Regions from separate parts of the Homo sapiens genome. Here region 1 is linked to region 2. The links are chromatin loops, found by intact Hi-C in ENCODE. Cell type or tissue: Calu3. All regions are shown on one strand.

Region 1 (8,000 bases), 510 kb before region 2:
GCAGGTTAGTTACATATGTATACATGTGCCATGCTGGTGTGCTGCACCCATTAACTCATCATTTAGCATTAGGTATATCTCCTAATGCTATCCCTCCCCACTCCCCCGACCCCACAACAGTCCCCAGAGTGTGATGTTCCCCTTCCTGTGTCCATGTGTTCTCATTGTCAATTCCCACCTATGAGTGAGAACATGTGGTGTTTGGTTTTTTGTCCTTGCGATAGTTTACTGAGAATGATGATTTCCAATTTCATCCATATCCCTACAAAGGACATGAACTCATCATTTTTTGTGGCTGCATAGTATTCCATGGTGTATATGTGCCACATTTTCTCAATCCAGTCTATCGTTGTTGGACATTTGGGTTGGTTCCAAGCCTTTGCTATTGTGAATAGTGCCGCAATAAACATACGTGTGCATGTGTCTTTATAGCAGCATGACTTATAGTCCTTTGGGTATATACCCAGTAATGGGATGGCTGGGTCAAATGGTATTTCTAGTTCTAGATCCCTGAGGAACTGCCACACTGACGTCCACAATGGTTGAACTAGTTTACAGTCCCACCAACAGTGTAAAAGTGTTCCTATTTCTCCACATCCTCTCCAGCACCTGTTGTTTCCTGACTTTTTAATGATTGCCATTCTAACTGGTGTGAGATGGTATCTCATTGTGGTTTTGATTTGCATTTCTCTGATGGCCAGTGATGGTGAACATTTTTTCATGTGTTTTTTGGTTGCATAAATGTCTTCTTTTGAGAAGTGTCTGTTCATGTCCTTCACCCACTTTTTGATGGGGTTGTTTGTTTTTTTCTTGTAAATTTGTTTGAGTTCATTGTAGATTCTGGATATTAGCCCTTTGTCAGATGAGTAGGTTGCGAAAATTTTCTCCCATTTTGTAGGTTGCCTGTTCACTCTGATGGTGGTTTCTTTTGCTGTGCAGAAGTTCTTTAGTTTAATTAGATCCCATTTGTCAATTTTGTCTTTTGTTGCCATTGCTTTTGGTGTTTTAGACATGAAGTCCTTGCCCATGCCTATGTCCTGAATGGTATTGCCTAGGTTTTCTCCTAGGGTTTTTATGGTTTTAGGTCTAACGTTTAAGTCTCTAATCCATCTTGAATTAATTTTTGTATAAGGTGTAAGGAAGGGATCCAGTTTCAGCTTTCTACATATGGCCAGCCAGTTTTCCCAGCACCATTTATTAAATAGGGAATCCTTTCCCCATTGCTTGTTTTTCTCAGGTTTGTCAAAGATCAGATAGTTGTAGATAGGCAGCGTTATTTCTGAGGGCTCTGTTCTGTTCCATTGATCTATATCTCTCTTTTGGTACCAGTACCATCCTGTTTTTGTTACTGTAGCCTTGTAGTATAGTTTGAAGTCAGGTAGCGTGATGCCTCCATCTTTGTTCTTTTGGCTTAGGATTGTCTTGGCGATGCGGGCTCTTTTTTCTTTCCATATGAACTTTAAAGTAGTTTTTTCCAATTCTGTGAAGCAAGTCATTGGTAGCTTGATGGGGATGGCATTGAATCTATAAATTACCTTGGGTGGTATGGCCATTTTCACGATATTGATTCTTCCTACCCATGAGCATGGAATGTTCTTCCATTTGTTTGTATCCTCTTTTATTTCATTGAGCAGTGCTTTGTAGTTCTCCTTAAAGAGGCCCTTCACATCCCTTGTAAGTTGGATTCCTAGGTATTTTATTCTCTTTGAAGCAATTGTGAATGGGAATTCACTCATGATTTGGCTCTCTGTTTGTCTGTTATTGGTGTAACAGAATGCTTGTGATTTTTGCACATTGATTTTGTATCCTGAGACTTTGCTGAGGTTGCTTATCAACTTAAGGAGATTTTGGGCTGAGACAATGGGGTTTTCTAGATATACAATCATGTCATCTGCAAACAGGGACAATTTGACTTCCTCTTTTCCTAATTGAATACCCTTTATTTCCTTCTCCTGCCCGATTGCCCTGGCCAGAACTTCCAACACTATGTTGAATAGGAGTGGTGAGAGACGGCATCCCTGTCTTGTGCCAGTTTTCAAAGGGAACACTTCGTTTTTGCCCATTCAGTATGATATTGGCTGTAGGTTTGTCATAGATAGCTCTTATTATTTTGAGATACATCTCATCAATACCTAATTTATTGAGAGTTTTTAGCATGAAGCGTTGTTGAATTTTGTCAAAGGCCTTTTCTGCGTCTATTGAGATAATCATGTGGTTTTTGTCTTTGGTTCTGTTTATATGCTAGTTTACATTTATTGATTTGCGTATATTGAACCAGCTTCGCATCCCAGGGATGAAGCCCACTTGATCATGGTGGATAAGCTTTTTGATGTGCTGCTGGATTTGGTTTGCCAGTATTTTATTGAGGATTTTTGCATCAATGTTCATCAGGGATATTGGTCTAAAATTCCCTTTTCTAGTGGTGTCTCTGCCCGGCTTTGGTATCAGGATGATGCTGGCCTCATAAAATGAGTAGGAAGGATTCCCTCTTTTGCTATTGACTGGAATAGTTTCAGAAGGAATGGTACCAGTTCCTCCTTGTACCTCTGGTAGAATTTGGCTGTGAATCCATCTGGTCCTGGACTTACAAGAGATATTTTGATATGGGCATGCAATGTGTAATAATCACTTCAAGGTAAATGGGATATCCATCACCTCAAACATTTATCCTTTGTGTTACAAATAATTTAATTATACTCTTTTAGTTATTTTTAAATGTGCAATTAGTATTGACTATAATTACCCTGTTGCACTATCAAATACTAATTTTCATTTATTCTTTATATATTTTTTGTACCAATTAACCATACCTACTCCCTCCCCCATGTTGATGATTGTCTTTCTCCTATCTCCATTAGTTCAATTCTTTTTTTTTTTTTTTAAGTGAGAACATGTGATGTTTTTCTTTCTGTGCCTGGCTTATCTCACATAACTTAATGTCCCCCAGTTCCATTCATGTTGTTGCAAACGACAGGATCTCATTCTCTCTCTCTTTTTTTTATGGCTGAATAGGACTCCATTGTGTATATGTACATCATTTTCTTTATCCTTTCATCTGTTGATGGATGCTTAGGTTGCTTCCAAATCTTAGCTATTGTATACAGTGCTACAGCAAACACTGGAGTGCAGGTATCTCTTCAATATACTAATTTTCTTCCTGTTGAGTATGTACCTTAAAGGTAGGATTGCTGGATCATATGGTAGCTCTATTTTCAGTTTTCTGAGGAACTTTCAAACTGTTCTCCATAGTGACTGTACTAATTTACATTTGGGGGTGAGAAATTTCTATGCAGAGTGAAAAACATGTAAAACCACTGAGGTAGAAGGAATATGGCACATAAGAGGCACATAGAAGATAGCATCATATAAAGTCCAATTTATCTGGAAAGTCAAAAGGGAAAGGAAAATAATATGAGATGAATTTTGAGAGGCAGGCAGGGCTGAAGCAACAAAGGACTTATCAACAGGGTATGCAAGTAGCAACAGGGTATGCAAATGTAAACAGGGACAGTCCCTGTTTACATTTGCCTTGGAATAATTTTTAATATTTCCCCACCACACACACACACACACACACACACACACACACAAACACACACACACTCATGCACGCACACACTCCTCTTAAAAGTGTACTGGTTTTGACAATACATTTTATGGATATTTTACTTTTAGGCAACATTAAGGATTTCAATCTTTAAGAACAATGGAGAATGTTTTCTGTTTGTTTTGAATCAGTGAAGTGTCATGTTTATATTTGTATTTTATAAAGAGAATGCTCAATAATTTTGAGAGTAATCATTTGATTGCTAATTGGCAAACTGAATGACATCATTCCAAGGGAGAGACAAATGACAGCTTAGAGGAGAAAAGTTACTCTCAATGGAAATGAAAGAAATGGATGAACCAAAGATATATTTAGAAAGTAAATTAGCTCAGGGTGATGAACTTTATAGGTTAGAGGAAAGGGAGTTATTGGCTCCTGAGTTTCTGGATGAACACAATTTGCTAAGCTGAAATACCAAGTAAGAGAACCAATATCTGGAGGGAAAACCACAAGTTTGTTTTGGGATAATTTGAGTTTGAAGTGCTTTTGAATTATCCAAGTAAGGGAGGTTAAATACGATAAGTGTGTTTGAAACTCAGATATCAGGGCCAGAGATGTGAATCTATTGCCAATGGCGTGGAGCCTACAACTTCGATGTAAGTGCCTAGAAGAGGGTTTCTTAATCTCTGCACCATTGACATTTTGGGCTGGTTAATACTTTGTTGTAGGGGAGCTACTCTGTGCATTGTGCATCTTATAGCAGGATCCCAGCTGTCTCCCCTAGATGTCAGTAGTACACCTTCCCCAGCTGTGATCATCAAAAATGTCTCCAGATATTGCCAAATGTCCCTGGGTGGGGTGAGGGGAAAAACCTCCTCCTGTTGAATATCAGGCCTGGAGTTACAGTATAGTGTGAAAGAGGGGCCTAAGATAGAGTCTTGAGGTCTCTTACATTTAAATGGCTAAGTAGAGGAAATAAAAGAAAAGGTCAGAGAAGTAGAAGAAGCCAGATGATTGTCGTGTACCAGTCAGTTATTGTCATAATAATGCCATGTAACATAATGTTATGTGCTGACTTGTGTCCTTCCAAAATTCATATGCTGAAGCCCTAAATGACAGTACCTCAGAATGTGACTGTGTTTGGAGATAAATCCTTTAAAGAGGTTATTAAGTTAAAATTAGACAGTTGACTGGTGTCCTTATAAGACAATAACATTTGGACACACAAAGAGACACCAGAAATGCATATGCACAAAGAAAAAAACACAAGAGGATGCAGTCAGAAGGCAGCCATCTGCAATTTTCAGATAAACCTGTTAATACCTTAATCTTGAATCTTTAGCCTTCAGAATTGGGGAAATATAAATTTATATTGTTTAAATCACCCAGTCTGTGGTATTTTATGTCAGTCTGTGGAAATACACACATCAGCCCCAAAATCCATGGTTAAAAGAACCATCATTTATGCTTATAATTTGGCTGGGGTATATGGCCAATCTGTGGCTAGATAGCTCTGCTTCAGGCTGTGATGACTGGGGTGGCTCTACTTTGAATGAAAATCTTGGAGTTGGCTGCTGAGGTTCTGCTTTGTGTATCTCTCCGTAAGACAGGGCCAGCTGGAGTGTGTTTCCTTGACAGAAGTATGAATACAAGAGAATAAGTTGCTAGATTGGAACTGATGCACTGTCATTTCCAAATAATTCATTCCATGGCCAAAGTAGACACTTAGAGAAACCGAAAGTCTAGGAGGTATGGAAATATACTCTGACCATGTTGAGACTGTGGGGAAGGTACCGATGCAGGGCAGTGTGAAGCATTGAAGGCAATAATTCAACTGTTTATATTTGGCAGAGAGGCCGAGGAATTATATTTTCCAGACAGAAGGGCGTAGTCATCAGTGTTGAGTAAAATGGAGAGGTTATGGGTCGTGTAAGATGACTGTGAATGCCCAGTAGTTTTGACAACAAGATGGTAACTGGTAAATTAAATTTAATGAGGAATTCTGTGTATGCGTATGGAATGATAGAGGTGGGAGCCTTAGCTAAAACCAGGATTGAATTGTCAAATTAGACTCATATATATCTGATATCATACTCCATGTCCAGCTTTCCAAATAATTCAGGGATGTAGGCAATCAAGAAACAGAGACAAATAAGAGAGGTGTCTGAGACATCTCACATGGTTACACTGGCACTTTCTTCCTTTGTTGCTTTTGTGCTCTCTGGTTCTGGGTAAAAAATGGGACCTCCAAGTGAGGAGATAATTACCTCACATAGCAGAGTGTATTTATGTGGCTAATTCTATAATGCTGATAATTATACAGGTTGCCTGACATTCTCCAGGCAGCCATGCCTCACATAACTGATATTAGATTTATTTATTATCAGTAATCCTTAACCAAAGACATCTTGCTAAGGCCTTTGTATATATAAAGACTACTAGCAAATATTAGTCTATTTACCCAGAGGTCCATTTGAAGAGGAAATTAGACCAGGTTATCTGCCTTCTTTTCCTTCCCCAGAGGGAAGAAAACTTGTCCTGTAAACAAATATGAGGTGGAGAGCAAGACTGTAAGCTAGATGTCAAAACCTTCTCTGAGTGATACACCATGATCTAGAAGTTTATAATGACTGCAGCTGGGAGGGAAAGTGGATGATCAAGTCACATAATGTCTTTCATATCCCTAGAGCTTAAAAAAAACTATTGACACTCAACACTAGCTCTTTAAGTATCTATTGAATGAGTTAAGGCATAAATGAATGAATGAGTCTCAGAGGGACAGAATTTTCTACAAGAGTGTGAGTAGTGAGTGTGAGCAGCATTTGGGAGGCAGGAGGATAACAATCTCTCTACTAAACCCTGACGTACATGCTGTACACAGACTAAAGATCCATTATTTTGAGAGCTATAGAAGGAATCACATGTGAGGAGAGAGCTGAGCTTTTAAGGCAAGAAAGTAGAACATCAGAGAAGAGGTTGAACATAGTTGCTGGTGCTCTAGAGGGCAGAGTGAAGGTCTCGGAAGGCAGGAGGAAGCAGGGAACTCAAGTGTAAGAACATGCAGCATCTGTATGGATGATGTGCTCAAGAATCAACTTTCTGGGGCAAGAGAGCATTGGGGCTTTTATCTTGGAGTTTGACTAATAAAAATAGGGATGGCTGCCTTGATAAACTTAATCTTATTTTGTGGAGAGATTCTGGTTATCTCTTCCTTAGTCTCTAATTCTAATTTTTATTTACCTAAACTCGGAGAAAGAACACTGGTCATGGTTCAATAGAACAGAATGATTTAGTATTTAGTATTTGGTAATGTCCTTTCACTCAAAGCAAAATATGTCTCCTGAATTAAAGCAGGTACGTTTTCTCTCAGCCATGATGACGTAGAATTCTATAGTACTGTGCTCAGCTTAATTTTTAAAAATCCTTTCTCGTACTCATGGACATGTAAATCAAAGTTTTCTCATTTATGTATCAAAACTACCACTCCTCTGTCTTAGTAGCTGTATGTTACTGGATGATCATTTAATCTCTGTGAGCTTCAGCTTCCTTGTTTTTAGAATAGTGCCTATTACATTTAACTTGTAAAGTTTGGGGAGGAATATAATGAAATTCTAGACATAAAAGTAAACAGTGCAGAACATGGTATATAATTAGTACTCTCCTACCTTTTGGTAGGTTGATATTTAGCAACTATATCTTCAGGCCTCTTCCTTATATATATTTTTCTGGAGATAATGGGGGTATGGGACCTAAGTATCCTTATGATTAAAGAGTTTATCCTTAAATTCAGTTTTGTAGAACAATTAGAGGGAAGAGAAAAAGACAGTCATGACAGAAAAACATCAATTTGAGCAATACTCCCTCTTCTTAGGAGTTTAATGGATGGTTTTTCTCTACCAACCTAATAACTCTTTGAAGGGGCTCAAATTTTCAGAGAGAGCATAAGGAGCCTACTGTTCTTTTCTGTAAGCCACAAAGAATATGGTTATTTAATAGGAAGCAGTAATGACTTCTTTCACATTCTTAATGCAAGAACATATTTTATATCTGTAGGTATTCCTATTTTACTCTCCATGGCACCTTAAGAGTTGATAAATGAAATTTGACATTTGGAGGCTTTTAAAGGGAAAAATATCTATATGTCAATACATCATTGCTTCACACATTGTACTGAGTCTATACACTTTTTGAGGATAATATGCTTTCGTTGGTTTCAAGTTACCAAAGAGAACATCACGTAGTAATTTCCTCCTACTGTTACCTAAGATACATGTGGATTACAGAGTAATTGGCTGCTACTTTTAGCAAAGAATCAGGTTATAGGTAATTTCATTAAAGTAAGCAATAGTTATAGACTGCCCTCTCTTCTTGCATCTAATGCAGTTGCAGGAAGTATTAAATTTAATTCAATTCCTTAAAGGTTATGAAATATTCATGGCACTAATGACTGTAG
Region 2 (8,000 bases):
CAGGATGATGCTGGCCTCATAAAATGAGTTAGGGAGGATTCCCTCTTTTTCTATTGATTGGAATAGTTTCAGAAGGAATGGTCCCAGCTCCTCCTTGTACCTGTGTTAGAATTCGGCTGTGAATCCGTCTTGTCCTGTACATGTTTGGTTAGTAAGCTATTAATTATTGCCTCAATTTCAGAGCCTGTTATTGGTCTATTCAGAGATTCAACTTCTTCCTGGTTTAGTCTTCGGAGGGTGTATGTGTCGAGGAATTTATCCATTTCTTCCAGATTTCTAGTTTACTTGCATAGAGGTGTTTATAGTATTCTCTGATGGTAGTTTGTATTTCTGTGGGATAGGTGGTTATATCCCCTTTATCATTTTTTATTGCATCTATTTGATTATTCTCTCTTTTCTTCTTTATTAGTCTTGCTAGTGGTCTATCAACTTTGTTGATCTTTTCAAAAAACCAGCTCCTGGATTCATTGATTTTTTGAAGGGTTTTTTGTGTCTCTGTTTCCTTCAGTTCTGCTCTGATCTTTGTTATTTCTTGCCTTCTGCTAGCTTTTGAATGTGTTTGCTCTTGCTTCTCTAGTTCTTTTAATTGTGATGTTAGGGTGTCAATTTTGGATCTTTCCTGCTTTCTCTTGTGGGCATTTAGTGCTATAAATTTCCCTCTACACACTGCTTTAAATGTGTCCCAGAGATTCTGGTATGTTGTGTCTTTGTTCTCATTGGTTTCAAAGAACTTCTTTATTTCTGCCTTCATTGAATGGGCAAAAACTGGAACCATTCCCTTTCAAAACTGGCACAAGGCAGTGATGCCTTCTCTCACCACTTCTGTTCAACATAGTATTCGAAGTTCTGGCCAGGGCAATCAGGCAGGAGAAGGAAATAAAGGGTATTCAATTAGGAAAAGAGGAAGTCAGATTGTCCCTGTTTGCAGATGACATGATTGTATATCTAGAAAACCCCGTCGTCTCAGCCCAAAATCTCCTTAAGCCGATAAGCAACTTCAGCAAAGTCTCAGGATACAAAATCAGTGTGCAAAAATCATAAGCATTCTTATACACCAATAACAGACACACAAGAGAGCCAAATCATGAGTGAACTCCCATTCACAATTTCTTCAAAGAGAATAAAATACCTAGGAATCCAACTTACAAGGGATGTGAAGGACCTCTTCAAGGAGAACTACAAACCACTGCTCAATGAAATAAAAGAGGATACAAACAAATGGAAGACCATTCCATGCTCATGGGTAGGAAGAATCAATATCGTGAAAATGGCCATACTGCCCAAAGTAATTTATAGATTCCATGCCATCCCCATCAAGCTACCAATGACCTTCTTCACAGAACTGGAAAAAACTACTTTAAAGTTCATATGGAACCAAAAAAGAGCCCACATCGCCAAGTCAATCCTAAGCCAAAAGAACAAAGCTGGAGGCATCACGCTGCCTGACTTCAAACTATACTACAAGGCTACTGTAACCAAAACAGCATGGTACTGGTACCAAAACAGAGATATAGACCAATGGAACAGAACAGAGCCCTCAGAAATAATGCCACATATCTACAACTATCTGATCTTTGACAAACCTGGCAAAAACAAGAAATGGGGAAAGGTTTCCCTATTTAATAAATGGTGCTGGGAAAACTGGCTAGCCATATGTAGAAAGCTGAAACTAGATCCCTTCCTTACACGTTATACAAAAATTAATTCAAGATAATTAAAGACTTACATGTTAGACCTAAATCCATAAAAACCCTAGAAGAAAACCTAGGCAATACCATTCAGGACATAGGCATGGGGGGCAAGGACTTCATGTCTAAAACACCAAAAGCAATGGCAACAAAAGCCAAAACTGACAAATGGGATCTAATTAAACTAAAGAGCTTCTGCACAGCAAAAGAAACTACCATCAGAGTGAACAGGCAACCTACAGAATGGGAGAAAAATTTTTGCAATCTACTCATCTGACAAAGGGCTAATATCCAGAATCTACAAAGAACTCAAACAAATTTACAAGAAAAAAACAACCCCATCAACAAGTGGGTGAAGGATATGCACAGACACTTCTCAAAAGAAGACATTAATGCAGCCAAAAGACACATGAAAAAATGCTTATCATCACTGGCCATCAGAGAAATGCAAATCAAAACCACAATGAGATGCCATCTCACACCAGTTAGAATGGCAATCATTAAAAAGTCAGGAAACAACAGGTACTGGAGAGGATGTGGAGAAATAGGAACACTTTTACACTGTTGGTGGGACTGTAAACTAGTTCAACCATTGTGGAAGTCGGTGTGGCGATTCCTCAGGGATCTAGAAGTAGAAATACCATTTGACCCAGCCATCCCATTACTGGGTATATACCCAAAGAATTATATATCATGCTGCTATAAAGACACATGTACACATATGTTTAATGCGGCAGTATTCACAATAGCAAAGACTTGGAACCAACCCAAATGTCCAACAATGATAGACTGGATTAAGAAAATGTGGCACATATACACCATGGAATACTGTACAGCCATAAAAAAGGATGAGTTCATGTTCTTTGTAGGGACATTGGATGAAGCTGGAAACCATCATTCTCAGCAAACTATCACAAGGACAAAAAACCAACCACCGTATGTTCTCACTCATAGGTGGGAATTGAACAGTGAGAACACATGGGCACAGGAAGGGGAACATCACACACCAGGGACTGTTGTGGGGTTTGGGGAGAGGGGAGAGATAGCATTTGGAGATATACCTAATGTTAAATGACGAGTTAATGGCTACAGCACACCAACACGGCACATGTATACATATGTAACAAACCTGCACATTGTGCACTTAAACCCTGAAACTTAAAAGTATAATAATAAAAAAAAGTCATAGTCAGTCTAGCCTACATTATCTCTCTCTTCTCAAACTTCACAGAGAACTAGGGTATTGTGTGATGTGATGTACAAATATCCTAAGTGGCTAAACGAGTGCTAGCACATGGCAGGTACTTAACATATATTTGTCATATGACTTTTTAATAACTTGTAGGGTGCCTACTTTTTTTCTTGGCATAACTTTTCACCAGATATACATAAGAACAATCATTCTCTAACTCAGGTCTTCAGAAATTTTTCTGGGGCAAACCTTTCTTAAGTTTTATGTAAGCTGTTTTAGATCCAAAGTAGAGTAGAACTAGCTGAAAGCACAAAGATATTTGGTGCATTTTCAAGAAAATAGGGTTGATGTTTAAAGTAGCTTTAAAAAAATCTGGTCTGAGAACTCAAGAGCAGGACTCACAGTGCAGCCTCAGCATCCCTGGTGTGATGGCAGACACGCTGTGTGGCATAACTCCAGGGGGATCATGTTTTGCCAAGGAGGCCCTGATGGCATGACTGATTCAAGAAGATATCCCTAAAATAGGAACAGTAGGTCAGAATACAGGAAAAGATTTGTGTACTGTTGGCTAAAAAAATGTAATAATAGTAATATAATATAATTTTTCATTGGTCTTTGAAACTTTGAGGAATACATTCGTGACGTTGAAATTTAAGACATATCTGATCTATTATTTATATAGTAGTAGATTCTACTTGAATGATTTACCTTTTTTAACAAAATGTTGTTGTTTTTATTTTCGAGGTTAAACTATGGGCTCCCATTTGGCCTCAAAAATATTTTAGTGCTTTCATGGTGAGTCATTTGAAGATTAAGGTAAAATTTCTTTTTGAAACTGAGGACTCAAAATAGAAATTCTGATTTGAAGCTTACAATTCTAAAAAGTCTACTGCTTAAAAGGAAGAAAGGAATGCATTTAAAAGTTCCATTCTGTATCTCATTCTGCCACTCTGGGCTTAATTTTTGTAGGTGAGTCTGCAAATATTCAGTTAAGACTTCCATCAACTTGTAAAAGCCATGGTTGTATTGAGACCAACAAATTTAATGTGATGCTGTGATGTGATAAAAACTGTACTTGAAATGCAATCCATTAACCTTCATTTGCCTTATGTAGTCTTCTATAATGTAATTTCCTGTCATAAAAGTAAGATGTTCCTAATTAAAATGTTCTCATTTTTGAAGTTCCTAAGTGATATTTAAGTTAGGAGGTGATGTAAAACAATTAATGCTTTTTAGTAAAGAACTTATGATAACATGTGACAAACAGTTTAGATTATCTTCTGTTCTGTGACTTTCCCCTGGTTTATCTTTAGTATCTGAGTTGTGTGGCTAAATATTGGTGAGTTCGTTAGCTGTGCTGTACACACACACACACCACTGAAGCTGAATGTTGTGTTAGAATATGTGTATGTTAGATATTTACAGAATTATAGTAATGCCATTTTTATGTCTTGGGAATTTCCAGATGCTGTAGTTTTAATTTTAAATTCACACTGCACTCTAGTGGGGAATTAGATCAAAGCAAAATTATTTTTATAATGGTACTTTACAGCTTGTGAACTATTTACAATTTTAATAGTGAAATATAGAAGATATTGTGACCCACTATAATTTTCTCAAATGCTAATGTTATAAATATGATTTTATATATTATATATAATATATATTTAATGTTTTACCATAACAGTAAAATAAATTTTTCTACATTAGTCTTGAATATAGAGGAAGATTCACTACTGAAGTAGTTTATTTGATTTATATATATATGTATTCCAAATATGATGCATAAAATCTATATACATTATATATGCATATGTATAATTTATACACATATATACAGTATGTATATGCATATACAGATGTAAGCAATACTCTCTAAATCCTAATACAAGGAAATGCTGAATAAAAGTTACTACGTATTTTTTTCATCGAAAAAAGGCCAAATTTCTTTCACAAGTTTTATGAATAAAAATGAGATTTAAAAATATTTGCCTATAATGGTTCATTACTAGTCTTAATTTTCTGAAGCAATTTAACTTAAATCCTGCATGGGCAACTTTGAATGGCAATGTGTGGCTAGAGCCACCTTTCAAATCACCTAATAGCTTTTTTTTTCTCATTTTTTCTAAGTTATTTCAAATTAATTTTAGTGCTTTTAAAATCCACTTATGATAATTGTCTCTGGAAATTATATTCCAAGTAAGCAGTATCTAATCCCATGACATGAGTACAGTATTTTTCTCTTTTTACTTTATATATGCTTATTCATGATTTCCACAACCTTTTACCATTTTTAAAGGTGATTTTAAATGCTTTCTGCAAAATGACGTATTACAGTAGCAGTTGTATCATCATATTCTTACAAATAATAAATCTTTGTTATATTTTTACCTTCATTTTATGAGCTGGTCAAGAAAATTGTATAAGAATTATAAACTCCATTAGGATTTGTATATATCATACAAATTACAACTCCCCTTCTGTGAAATGGACTAGACTGATATCTTCCCATACAGTACTTTTTTTCCATAATAAAGCAATTTTAAGAACTCTTTATAAGAGACTCTATAAGGAAGTCAGTATTGGTGGATTCTTCTTTTCAGAATAAGTTTTTTTGAGCAAAACTTTTGTAAAATTTGGGGAATATTTAGACATTAAATTTTATTTTTTCAATGAAGTTATTTTTAAAGAAATGGCCAAAATCTGTCACCTGTTGTGTTCTGTATAAATATTACTAAAACTTAAGAATATAAAGCTGCTTACCAAATAAACTTGTAATTTTGACTTTGTAATGAAATAGCCAGCTGTCATCTACCCTGACTAGTTGTATTTCAGTGTTATCGCCATGAAGTATCTCTAGATTAGATTTTTATTTTATTTTCCGTTGAACCAAAAATAATTTCTGGAGATATTATCATATCAAGATTTCTAAAGGAATTTTCAGTGTTTAGCCTTGGTCTCTACCACTATTTATATGAGAGTGTCTGTGCTAAATGTCTTCTAGATATGTAAATTCCTATCTGCCAACTTTTAAAAAAATTACACAGTGGGAGAAGTCATTGTAAAACAAGAATATTTTGGTTTATACCATTTAGAGTCGTATGACTTTGTAAGTCATTTGTAAAACTACTTACACTGTGGTTTATTGTGCACTAAACTGTCTGTTAGTGGCTGTCATCTACAGACGTTTCATTGTCAATTCAGATTGTCTTAGAAACTTGAGATTCTTGGAGATTTTAGAGGTTTGCCACTTTGACAAGGCATCAGATGCAAGAACAGTGACTAAAGGCAATCATAGACAAAACGATGTAACCTGGCTTGTTAAAGTTGAGATAAAACACACTATTTGCAGGGAAAGTTTTCTACTCATTAAAATTGGGTTTGGTTGTCAACTAAAATACACTATTTTACATACTTTCATTTTATATTAATGATTGTGGGAGTTGCAATAGGGTTAAAACACTAAAGCAAATATGAAGTTTATAAATTGTTAATTATGTGATGGTTGGCTTGGATATCTCTGTGTGTGTGTGTGTGTGTGTGTGTGTTTGTGTGTAAATGGCTTATAATCTTAATTGAAACTGATAATAAATAGAAGGAATCAGTTGAGGTGTATTAGATTTTTTGTTAGTGGGTTGGTAGCCCAGTTATTCAGAAGGAAAATTTGAATTAGATAAAATGACTTACAACTGTGTTCCATATTGGATTTTTCAACCCTCAACCGTTTCTTTTCTGAATTGAATTTACCTACCTAGTCACAGGCAGGAGAATTCTGAGCTTTTCACAGAGGGCTGGGGAGCCTTTCCATTGTAAGTTTGTATACGGCAAGTAAGAAGATAGGAGAAGGTCATTTCAGGCAAATTTGAGATAAAGAGCCATCCGATGGTGGACCGCACATGAAGCAGTGAATGTTTCCCTCATTCTTCAAATCACATAATTTATTTCTACCGTGAGATGAATGAGCAAGGGATAAAGAGAACAGAAGTTTCTTTCTCAGTTCTTTCCCAGAGCACACAAGTTCTCAAGAGGTTCCTGTTTTATTGTCAAGGAGAGAAAATGGTCTCTGCTCTATTTTCCAAATTTTAAAAAATATTAAATAAAACTTTTACTGTATAATTGTCTTAGAGTTGCAGAAAAGTTGCCAAATTGGTAGAGTTCCCATAGACCTCCCATCCAATTTTCTCTATTGTCGATATCTTTTGTAAATACGGTACATTTATTACAACTAACGAACTAATAATACATTATTATTAATGATACTCTACGTTTTATTTGGATTTCATTAATTTTTCCTCCGATGTCCATGTTTTATTTCAAGGCCCCATCCAGGATACCACATTTCATTTAGTTTTAGTATTTCTTTAGGCTCCACTGGGCTGTAACAATTTCTCAGACTTCCCCTAGTTTTGATGACCTTGACAGTTTTGCATATTGGTCAGGTATTTTGTATACTGTTCCTTAGTTTGTGTTTGTCTATTATTTCTGTAAGGAAGATCACAGAGGTGAAATACCATTGTTAGCACGTCATATTAAGGATTCTTGCTATCAATGTGACCTGTCACTGTTGATGTGAAACTTGATGTGGCTGAAGTATTATTTGTCAGGTTTCTTCACTATAAAGCTACTTTTCTCCTCTTTCTGTACCACACTGTTTAGATGCAAGTCACTAAGCATAACCTATACTTAAAGAGGAAGAAGAGTGTTGTGCCCTATCCCGCTTTGAATGGAGGATGTCTATTTAAGTTATTTGGAATACTTCTAAATGAGAGTTTGGTATCTATCTCCTTCATTTATATTTATATCAGTATATACTCATTGAAATTTATACTTTAGGTATTAATCCAATAATATGTTGCTTTGATTATTGCTCAAGTTGCTCCAGCTTTGTTTCTTCGGAGTTTTTTCAGTTGGCTTCTGTGTCTACAACTTTTGATTCTTAATTAGGTTACACGAATTGTAGGGTCCAGCAGAGACCCATGCCAGGGGTGGCGTGGGTTAGAGAAGATGAGCACTTCTCAGGGCAGTCTTGATACCAACAGCTGGTCCTTTGGCAAAGGTGGTGACATTTCAGCTTACGTCAGAACAGTGCACTAAATAAATCAACTGCAAGAACCACATTG

The links. Peaks named below come from ENCODE experiments on the same cell type or tissue, not always from the same donor. Only the 100,000 strongest peaks of a DNase experiment are listed, where the experiment ranks them.
Region 1: it touches region 2 in a loop (10-fold over the local background); 5 of 110 quality-filtered maps call a loop at or near these places.

Annotation. Positions count from the first base shown.
Region 1 is chr3:22,682,132-22,690,131 of GRCh38, reverse strand. No RefSeq gene overlaps it. Among named protein-coding and RNA genes, the nearest start is that of UBE2E2-DT, 520 kb to the left of the region's middle. In Calu3, no CTCF peak of the experiment used is centred here; a DNase peak (open chromatin) is centred at 4,351.
Region 2 is chr3:22,172,454-22,180,453 of GRCh38, reverse strand. It overlaps a transcript of ZNF385D not described here. Among named protein-coding and RNA genes, the nearest start is that of ZNF385D-AS2, 220 kb to the right of the region's middle. In Calu3, no CTCF peak of the experiment used is centred here; no DNase peak of the experiment used is centred here.